2 separate regions of the Mus musculus genome follow, and region 1 is linked to region 2. A link is a loop called in an ENCODE intact Hi-C map of the cell type or tissue named here. Cell type or tissue: heart. All regions are shown on one strand. Links, peaks and the distances in the headings refer to the core of each region. The heading gives the core; the rest is flanking DNA.

Region 1 (5,373 bases), core at 112-5,111, 68 kb before region 2:
TTCTGTCCACTGAGAGGGACCAGGAGCACACCTACTTCTAAGATCTTGGCTTTAAGATACCACATTTCACTAAAGGAACTCAGGACTGCTTAGAGAAAAGGCCTGTCCTAGAGACAGGGTGAGGAAAACATGTCAAAGAATGTTGGGCACAGGGAAGAGCATAGAGATGACAGCTTAGGTGACCTTCTACTTGTTAGCTTAGTGACAATTTGGTCATCAAAATAACAATAACAGCATAATAGTGTCTTAGTGTTTCATTGCTGTGAAGAGAAAACATTACCAAGGCAAGTCTTATAAAGGAAAAGATTTAATTGGAGCTGGCTTACAGTTTCAGAGGTTCAGTCCATTATCATCATGACAGGTAGCATGGCAGCATACAAGCCATGGTGCTGGAGGAGCCAAAGTTCTACATTTTGATCTGCAGGCAACAAAAGGGAACTGTCTTCTGCAGGCAGCCAGGAGGAGGGACTTTGGGTGTGGCTCACCTGAATGCTGTCCTGACATACATGAAGCCTGAGTCCTGTCCCCAGTGTCACATAAAGTAGGTGTGATAGAGAACGCCTGTAATCCCAGCACTCTAGGTGGATGCCAGAGGATCAGAGGTTAAGCTTGCCCTCAGATACGCAGAGTTTGAGGCCAGTCAGGCATACATATGTCCCTGTCCCAAGAGGAAGAGGAGGGAGGGGAAGAAGAGGAGGGAGGGGAAGAAGAGGAGGGAGGGGAAGAAGAGGAGGAGGAGACTAAGAGAGAATGGCCTGTGTCTTGACAAGGAGAAGGTAGGAGTTACCAGGTACAGTCAGAGAAGCCAGAGAAGGATGCTTGCAGAGATGGCACACTGCAGTTTCCATGCAACAGCCTTCTAGGGCTTAGTTGGAAAACATAGAAGCCCACCTTCAGTGACCCAGTTCCAGAAGTCTTCTCTAAGTCTTCTGGATTCAGCTGAAGCGCCCTGCAGTCTGCTAAAATACCCATGCAACCTTTGTGTGGCCTGCCTCTCGGTATCAATTGCTGACTCCCATACCCAGGGTGAGGGCAGAGTCTGGGGGAGCTAGGTGAGGTGTCCTTACCTCAGGCCTGAGTAAGGCTCCACAGTGAAGGGGGGGCTGACACTTGCAGCAGCTTCTGAGGGGTCACCTCCTTCCAAAATTAACAGGCTGAGAGATTGCCACCCACAGCATGGCCGCTGGCTTGTTGAGCAGCACAAGAAAAGAAAAAAACAATCTCTGCTCTGCTCTGCTCTGCTCTGCTCTGCTCTGCTCTGCTCTGCTCTGCTCTGCTCTGCTCTGCTCTGCTCTGCTCTGCGCTGGTGCGTCCTTTAGGTCCCAGCATGTCATGTCGACATCGCCTGCCATCCACCTTGAGATGTGTGCACCCAGCCCACAGGCTATCCCTTTTACAGCTATGTCTGCATCTTTTCCCCTAGCATGGGTAGCCCCCATATTATGCCCTCTTGAAGTTCAAGGTTTCTTCAGAATGCTTAGACAGGTTTCATGCTGGCTGCTCAGAGGATGGGGAAAACCCTGAAACCAAAGTCACCAGCGTCTCCTCTGTGACCTCACCCTGGCCACTGTCTGCTTTCCAAAGACAGTGTCAGGACACTGACCTGAATAAAAACCGTGGTCTGTTGGCTGTTCTCTCTCTCTCTCTCTCTCTCTCTCTCTCTCTCTCTCTCTCTCTCTCTCTCTCACACACACACACACACACACACACACACACACACACACCTTGTAATGTGCTGTCTCTCAGTCTGTCACCGGCTGCACCTGGCCCTTCTAAAAAACAGTTACAAGCAGCATCAGTTACAAACATTTCAAGTGGCTGTCGGGCCAGCACTCCACGACTAACCATTTTAATAACTGCGGGGCTTGGGTTGTGTGGCAGGGCCATGTGTCCAGCAATATGTGACTATGATGCAGATGGCTACATGTCTGGCCTGCTGGGTCCTTCCAGTGAGGTGTTTCTTTGTTCAGCAAAGACTTCAAGGTTTAAAGGAAATGTCTGGATTCTCTGAGCCAATGAGAATTTCATAAGCATTTATTAACCAGAGGGACACTGGCCAACTCAGCCCAAGGAAGTAACTGCTAACAAGTACTTTCCAGAATCCAGAGATTTACTGCCAGGCCCTCCTGGGGACTCTGTCAGGAATCTGGCATCCCAGACACCATCTTTCTGAATCATTTGGCATCTTCCCTTGGGAACTGACTGACGGTGACAGGCAGAGGTGAGCACAGCCGCAAACACTATGAACGCCCTGAAATCCACCTGGGCATCTCCATCAGCGTCTAGTTCCTTCAGCAGTTTGTTCAGACCTTCTGTGTCATCTCAGCCAGAGGAGGGAGGGGGCAGAGTCAGCAACAGGAATGCAGAGTGGGACTTGGGCCTCAGTCAGCTCCAGCCTCAGGGTCAGAGGGGGAGGGGAAAGGCACCCACCAGTGAGCCACATGGCGGCCAGCCACACTTTGTGTCTACACAATGACACACTGGTGTATACAGGCTGTGAGATGCTTTGAATGGAGTGACAGGACTTCACCTAACCTCAAGTGCTGGTCCATGTCTCAAGCCCCCAGACCCGGTTTTTATGTCGATGCTGGGGGTCTCAATTCAGCTCCATATGTTCTTTACTTACTGAGCCATCTTCCTAGCCCCTCTACTGTGCTCTCAACGGGAGTATCTGTTTTCCACAAGCCTGCAGGCTTCACAACTATAAGGCAAGGGGGCTGTCTCACTTACATTCATTAGGGATGAAGACTAACAGACCGTCGGTCCCAAGGAACCTACACAGAAGCTCTGTTTGCTGCTCCAGCCCACTGCTAAGGTCCCAGGTCTTTTTGGAGAGGACAAGCCTGGTGCAGGCTCTGAAAGCCTGGCCATGTAACAGTTAGGGCTGACACCATCCTTCCTGAGAGGTGAACAGAGGACAGATCTCAGCGTCAGCATCAGGGGACCAGCAGTGCAGCTGAGATTTGGAATGTTTTGTGTTCCTATGGCATTTTCAGAAAGTGTGAGTTCAGACCACCCACTAAGCCATGGCTGTGCACGTGAAAGTGGGTGTTAATTATAGCAGGTTAGAATGGCAAAGTCAGGGGAGGCTGCAAATTCAACACTCAGAGAGTAGAGGGACACACCCATCCACCTAGACTTCCCGCACTTCTCAGAATACCTGCACGGGGCTGAGGATTGGGCTCAGTCCATAAAGCGCTCACCATAGGATCTGGGTTTGATTCCCAGAAACCACATACAGAAGCTGAAGATGGTAATATGTGTTTGTTATCCAACACCAGGGACATAGAAATAGAGGAGTCCTTGCTGGTCAGCCAGTCTAACCTAATTGGTGAGTTCCTGGTCAATGACCTTATCCCCCAAACCACAAAGAGGCAGGGAGTCCAGAGGAGCCAACCTTCAGGCTAATGCGTGCTGCCTTTAGCCTTGGTCACAGAAGCTTCTGTCTGGTGGCAAAGGTCAACGCAGAGACACACAGCTGGCCTTCTTGTTGAGGTTAAGTGACTGTTAGGTGCTCAGTCCTATTGGGACACACCGCCTCCTCAAAAGCTCAGGGACTGTCACAGAAGAGGGAGTAAGAGCCAGAGGACCGGAGCAAAGGGTGCTGTTAAAAGCTGGCACGGCCGTTACACTTAGGAGCTTACAGGGACCGTGCTTTCTTGTAAGACCTGCACAAGGTGGGGCCGTCGGCATTCTTCGTGGACAGGAGAGGGCACGAGGTCCAGTCCTAAGGAGCCACTGGTAGTCGAGAATGTTGGGAGCAGGGAGGTCATTCTTTCAGCTGTGTAGCCACTGGCAAGTTGCCCATTTCCGGTAAATAACAACCCCCCAACCCCCGCAGAGGACCGTGCAAACAATCCTACTTGTGGGGTCACACATGAAACCAGAGAAGACCTGGAAGCAGGAGTTGTTGGAAGAGGGGATCAGTGGTGGTGAGAAGGGAATCAAGGAGGGAAATATGGGCACAAAATGAAAATACATGCGTGGCATTGTCAAAGAATAGAAGTAAAGAAACATTTAAAAAGAAAACTGAAAAAAAAAAAAAGCCGGGTGTGGTGGCGCACAGCCTTAATCCCAGCATTTGGGAGGCAGAGGCAGGCAGATTTCTGAGTTCGAGGCCAGCCTGGTCTACAAAGTGAGTTCCAGGACAGCCAGGGCTATACAGAGAAACCCTGTCACGAAAAACCAAAAAAAAAAAAAAAAAAAAAAAAAAACAAAAAAAAACAAAACAAAACAAAAAAACAAACTGAAGTTGGGAGTTCCTGAGGAGGTATGGCTGAGGTTGACCTCTGACCTCCACCCGTGTACATACACATGTGCACACTTATACACACGTATCCACAGCACAGACACACACTCCCTGAAGATTAATTTCTCAAACTTTGATGATCATCAGAACATCCCATGCCCTGTGCACAACTCAACGATGTGGTGACTGTCTTCAGAAAGGCCCAGACTTAGAGAATTCACACCATTCTATTAGGCCCCAAACAATAGTAACTTTCATATTAATCAGAATTTCGCCCTCAACAATGCTTGTTTGGGAGAAAGAGAAGAAGAAAAGAGTCAGTATTCAAGATGGCTCATTTTTCTCTCTCCATGCTTCTGCATTTTTTCCGTCATTTACAAACACATTTGTAATAAAACAAAACAGATGGAGTTTATTGTAAAAATGTGTCATTGTTGCATTTCTGCTTAGGACAGAAACACGATGTTCTGGGCTGTGGGTGACAACGTGAACCTGAGTACTCTGACTTTTTTCTTTTTTTTTATTAGATTTTTTAAAAATTTACATTTCAAATGTTATCCCCTTTCCTTCTTTCCCTCTGAAAACCCCCCTATCCCATCCCCTGTCCCCCTGCTCACTAACCCACCCACTCCCGCTTCCCTGTCCTGGCATTCCCCTACACTGGGGCATCTCAGGACCAAGGGCCTCTCCTCTCAGTGATATCCCACAAGGTCATCCTCTGCTACATATTCAGCTGGAGCCACGAGTCCCACCATTTGTACTCTTTGGTTGGTGGTTTAGTCCCTGGGAACTCTGGGAGTACTGGTTGGTTCGTATTGTTATTTCTCCTATGGGGCTGCAAACCCCTTCAACTCCTTGGGTACTTTCTCTAGATCCTCCATTGGGGACCCTGTGCTCCATCCAATGGATGACTAGTTGCATCCACTTCTGAATTTGTCAGGCACTGGCAGAGCCTTTCAGGAGACAGCTATATCAGGCTCCTGTCAGCAAACACTTGTTGGCATCCACAATAGTGTCTGGGTTTGGTGATCGTATATAGGATGGATCCCCAGGTGGGGCAGTCTCTGGATGGTCATTCCTTCAGTTTCTGCTCCACACTCTGTCTCTGTATCTCCTTCAATGGG
Region 2 (5,373 bases), core at 283-5,282:
AAGCCAACAGTTTGGCTGTTTTTCTCAGCTACTTATCAGCAACGATAAAGAATTGAGCACAGCGTCCAAACCTGTGAGCTGTAAGATCTGGTCATCCAGGTGGGTCACAGCCTCATCATGCATGACTTGGCCTCCGAGAACAAACTCCAGGCGTCCTTCATGCAGGAGCTGGCGGACCTGGTCATGGGCAGGCAGAAGAAGACAGTCAGGTCACAGGTCCCAAGCCTGCAGCACTTCCCAAGGACCCTCATGAAACACCTCATCCTGGCTCACTCCACAAAGGCAGGAGGACCCTGTCTTGGTTCATAGCATGTCCCCAGAACTCAGAGGCACATAGCCCACGGCAGCTATCGGAGACCTGGATCTAGGCCATGGTCAGGACATGTAAATGTGATTTTAATTTTCAAATAACTTTTTTAAAAAGCTGAAGGAACAGAACGGAGTGCTTCCTCACACCCCTCCCCAGACTCACTCATCGGCCTCATTTTTGGGTTCTCTTGAGCGAACACTTCCACGTCTATTCCCTGACTCTATTTTGTCTGAAGCACTTCCGGTGAACCGGCTGCAGCCTGCTTCACTCTGAGCACTTTTGTGTGGTTGGTCCAGAGGAATGAGGATGATGGTAAGCCTAGTACTATCATCATGACTAGGAAACAGAATACTAAGACTGCTGTGCAACGCCAGGCTCTCTGTGAACCTCTCGGGCTGCCCCGCCAGTCCCTTTCTGGCACACCATTCAACCTGGGACCCCATGTCCCCGTAAATGGTCATCTTTCATTCAGCTCCTTTAATTCAGGAGCAACTCCTCATCCTGTCTTTTTTGGGGGCTTGACAATTTAGAGGGAGACAGGCCTTGTTATGTGGGGTTCAGTGTGGTCTTGCTGGTGAATGTATGTTAGGTAAGTGAATTTAGGGGTTGGTAGAGAAAAGTCTGGGCATGAGGGTGAGTGGTCTTATGTTACTTTTGGCTTGTGTGCTGAAGGTGGAATCTATAGGTGGCTTACCCCAAGGCACCGATTACATATGGGGAGGTGTCTAGCTATTGGGGATTCCCAGCGGACAAAATCCTGGGCTCCAGGGAACTGCACTAGTAGACTCCTACCTAGGGCTTTACACAAAAGCCACACCCTTCACAGAGGGTTGGAGACAGACCCCATTGGAAGAGGCAGGCTCTAAAGTCAGACAGCCCTGTTTCTGAACCATACCTGTTTATTCATAAACTATAAACCCTTGAGGTAGCTGCCAGGCTATACCTGTAAGTCTATGCAACAATCCCCCAGAGCTGGTACATGCCAATGGCAAGCCCCAAGTGTCTCTTCAGAATCCTTGGCATGAGCTGTCTGAGGGCGGGGAGCAGGCTATCTTGTCTTATAGAAGAGAAAGCCATGCTTACAGATGCCAGTGGCAGGATCAGGCACCAGCCTGCCCACATTCTCTGTACTGTGTGACACTAAGCTGTCACAGAGCCACAGGGGTTCCAAACACGGCCAGCCAGGGGCAGGGGAGAGTCAGTGTGTGCAGATAGGGGAGGGGACAAAGTTCACCTGGGTGTTGATTAAGCACCAATTCCTGTTGCCTTTTGGGAGAAATGCTAGCCTAGCTTAGGGGTATGTCCGGTCCCCTACCAAGAACAGACAGAAAGATGACGTCACCCTGTCTATGGGCAGTGGCCCTGACCACAAGCCTAGTTTTTGTTGTTGTTGTTGTTTTGTCTTTACAGCTAGCATGTTCCTGAGCACATCTGGAACTCCCTATCTAGTCTCCTCCTGGAACTTTCCTCTCACACTTCGGATACCTTAGGGACCCATGTCCTGACACTCCTGTCCCCACCTTACCTGCTGTTTCTGCTGCTCAGAGGCCACACCGTCCCACCACAGCCGGAAGAACTCCTGCTCCACGGCGATGAAGCGCCGCTGCCCTCCGCGGACCAGTTCCGCCACCACGGTAGTGTAGACATTGGCTGCATAGGCTCTCATGCTTTCCTGGGGAGGCAGAAGCCATCACAACAGCCCCAAGGGTGGTGATGAGTCCAAAGGACCAAAGAGAAGTACAAGAGACCAAGTACCCTGGTGCCTAACACCTCCAGTGTACTCAGACCTAGGGGTATGTGGCAGGAATCACCACTTTCTCTTTATAGACAAGGAACCTGAGCCAGTGGACAGAAAGCCTCTCCCTGCCCGCTCTGTCCAAGGTCTTGAACAGAAAGAACCTCGAGGTTACAGGCCCCATACCAAGCTTATCTGGCTGGGTAGGAGTGTGAAGAGGAAGCTGAACTGGCTAGCCCTCATGTCAGCACCACAGAGGGCCAGCCCAGTTGCCTGTAGTCAGCTGACATCCACCTGCTTGGAAACCTACCCCACCCAAGGTACTCCAGGCTTATTCCTGAGACTGGCTACCTGTCAATCCACACTTTGGGGACACACTCCTCTGCCTTAACTTTTGCAGGGACCGTCTAATAAGATAGATGCCATCAGGACTCCGAGGCAGGAAGTGGCCAGCCCGAGGCTGAGGCTCAGACTGCAGGGGATCAGGCTGGGGGGTGGGGTGGGGTGCTGCAGCCCAGGTCGCCTCTCTTCCCGGCTGGGTCGGGTGCACTCCGCAGGAGGCAGTTACTGTGCAAGGAGCTCAGGAACGCTCCAACTTACCTGGACCGTGAAGACCCAGCCCACGTCCATGTGACTGTGGGGCACCACGAAGGCCCGGATCGGGCCGGCGGGCTGAGCTGCCCGCGGCCACAACAGCAACAGCTGGCCGAGTAGCGGCAGCCAGCGCAGCGGCCCCATTGCTGGGCAGTGGGACGCTGCCAGGGCAGCGGGTCCTGGGTAGAGCGGTCCACTTCCGGGTCCGGGACCCGCGGCGCCGCCTGTCGGCAGGAATGCGCGAGCGCTGCCAGCCACGGGCAGGGCACGAGCTTTGTGTGGTACGGCGCCCCTTGTCGGCTAGAGTGTGTATTGCAGCTTTCGTCCCTATATGGTGGTCTTGCAGCTCAAGGCCACTACCTCCAGACTTGGAGACCGCTGTTGTCTACACAGAGGGAAACCTTCCAGGATAACACGCTCTCCGACGCAGACCTCTAGCCTCAGGGTGGCTTGACTTGAAATTTTTTAGTTCATTTTAAGGAAGCGAAACTGGCTTTTTACAGACACAGCGACGAAAGGGTCAGGGTTGGTAGGTTCAGAATCAAATCTGGGGTCTTGGATGGTGAGCTGGGGCAGATGTTTAATCTCTTTGATCCCCATAAAATGGGATGTGATAATAGAGGAGGCATGAGTTGCTAGGGACATGGGATCTAAATGAATGAAGTCCCCATCTCTCAGCCAATTAAAACTGGTGACTTTACAATTGGTAAGAGAGCAGTTCCCTGAATCACCTCTGTAGCTCCTCCGTGGCCAGCAGGTGGTCTATAGTTTGGGGTTTTCTGGGCTGTGGTGGGGCCAGAGGTGTGACTCTGACTAGCCTGTTTTGTCACTTGCCCTTCAGCAAATGCGACCAAAACCCAAGCTGTTCTTTGAGCAAGCTCAGATCCCTCTCTATCCTGTCCACGGACCTGAGACCTCTAGATTCCACAAGAGGTCAGACCTTTCCATGAAGAAGTGGGCAGCCATTTACCAACTTGTGCGGCCACCGCTTTAGGACTCAGGTGGACTACATTTCCCAGCCTCCTTTGCATGACAAATGTTAGCCAATGGGATGTGGACCACCACAAGGGTTCTATGGATGGGACCTGGGTCCACTAGAAGAGCAACCAGCGCTGTCAACTGCTATGCCATCTCTCCAGCCCAATCATAGCTTCTTAAATTATGTGTGTTGTGACCACATATGTGGGGCTGCAAAAATTTTGGCAACGGTAAAGTTTTCGAATGTCTAGTAACACACTCAAACCTAAAGAATCGGAGGTATTTCTGGCGGTGCTCACTCATGGTACTTCAGATGATGTCACTGCCACCTTGGATCTGAACACATGGCACTAGCGCTTTGCACTGTGAAGGCTGACACTCTATGCAGCAAACACCACCCAGAACATTTTGGTTCAGATATGCTGTGAATTGCGTTGTTTTTCAGCAAATAGACAACATCTATGCTGTTACAGAAACAATGGTTTACTCTCAAAAACAAATATTTAATATTTTCCTTCCATAATTTCTCAACATATGAGCATCACATTAGTGTATGTTTGGATTGTCGTAAGCTAGAATGTTGTACCGTGTTTTATTTTTTGTGTGGTGTATGTACATGCTGTGTGCATGTGTGTGGAAGTCAGAGGTTGATGCTGAGTATCTTCCTATATCACGCTGTACCTTGTGTTTTGAAATACCATGTCTCACTGGACCTGGAGTTCTCTGATTGGCTAAGTTGACCAGACAGTCGCTCCAGGGGCCTCCTGTCTCTGCCTCCTGTGTTGGGGCTACAGATTCTCAACACGGTACCCAGCTTTTACATGGTTGCTGGGATCTGAGCTCAGTTCCTCGTTACTCATCTCTGGGAGCACCAACATGCTTCACTGCTTCCCCAGAGCACTGACGTCTGCTCTGGAGGTGAGAATATCCCCGAACTGAAGCAGGTGGTGAATTCTGACTTCAGGGATAGCTCAACAAATATGGAGGCCTAGGTACCCGAGGAATTAACTGCTGGACCTGAGATTGTCTCTTTTCTCTGCTACTCATGTGACATCAGGGGATAAATCTTGAAGGGACTCAAGACCTGGTCTTGAGCATGGTGGTGAGCATGACTCTGGTAGTCCTTGTCGTTCTCCCCATTCCCTCTGTCTTGCTAGAAACCATTAGATTACACTCCTAAAGCTAGCCCTCAAGGTCTATTCCCTTATTTGGCCACTTCCTCCTCCAGAGGCTGACTACCAAGGTCTAGCTATCTAAGTATTGAAGTCCAGCAATCAAAAGCCCCCTTTGGCTCACCTAATTAACATGCACAATTAAAATTAAACACTTCATCCTAACACAGGGTTTCCCCTTGTACCTCTATAAATGGCCATTTTCCTATGTGTCACATCTGTCTCCTCTCTATCCAGAGGCAGTCCTTTGTCCTCTGGGACAAATACCTGGCCCCCTTTCCCTTGTTCCCTTCCCCTCCTCCCCCCTCCTCTATCTCTTGTGTTTTTCTATTCTGTGCCCTCTGTCTCTCTGAGGCAAACACATCTCCTTGGTTCTGAGAACATGGTCTTGGGATCCTGAGGTGAAACTTTTCCTAATAGTTTTCACTTCCAGGAGCCCCCATTTCAAGGAAGGACAACAAAATCCAGTCTCATGGGATGCTGATGAGTGTCTGCTGCAGTTTCAAAGAGAAACGGCACCAAACAGCTCATGTATTGGAATATGTGGTACCCATTGCCATTGGTGCTGTTTGGGAAGGTTACGG

The links. A loop is a pair of places that touch in the nucleus more often than their neighbours do. Peaks named below come from ENCODE experiments on the same cell type or tissue, not always from the same donor. Only the 100,000 strongest peaks of a DNase experiment are listed, where the experiment ranks them.
Region 1: it touches region 2 in a loop (2.4-fold over the local background); 5 of 42 quality-filtered maps call a loop at or near these places.

The regions. Positions count from the first base shown.
Region 1 is chr5:36,760,443-36,765,815 of GRCm38, forward strand. It overlaps the pseudogene Gm40318. Among named protein-coding and RNA genes, the nearest start is that of Bloc1s4, 14 kb to the left of the region's middle. In heart, for the core only: no CTCF peak of the experiment used is centred there; no DNase peak of the experiment used is centred there; H3K27me3 peaks cover 922 bases.
Region 2 is chr5:36,827,793-36,833,165 of GRCm38, forward strand. It overlaps Man2b2 (mannosidase 2, alpha B2), which reads right to left and starts at 2,857. Exons shown (of 19, transcript NM_008550.2): 1 at 2,646-2,857; 2 at 1,836-1,982; 3 at 72-177. The coding sequence starts at 2,783. In heart, for the core only: no CTCF peak of the experiment used is centred there; DNase peaks (open chromatin) are centred at 2,319, 2,869 and 3,669; H3K4me3 peaks cover 1,569 bases; H3K27ac peaks cover 759 bases.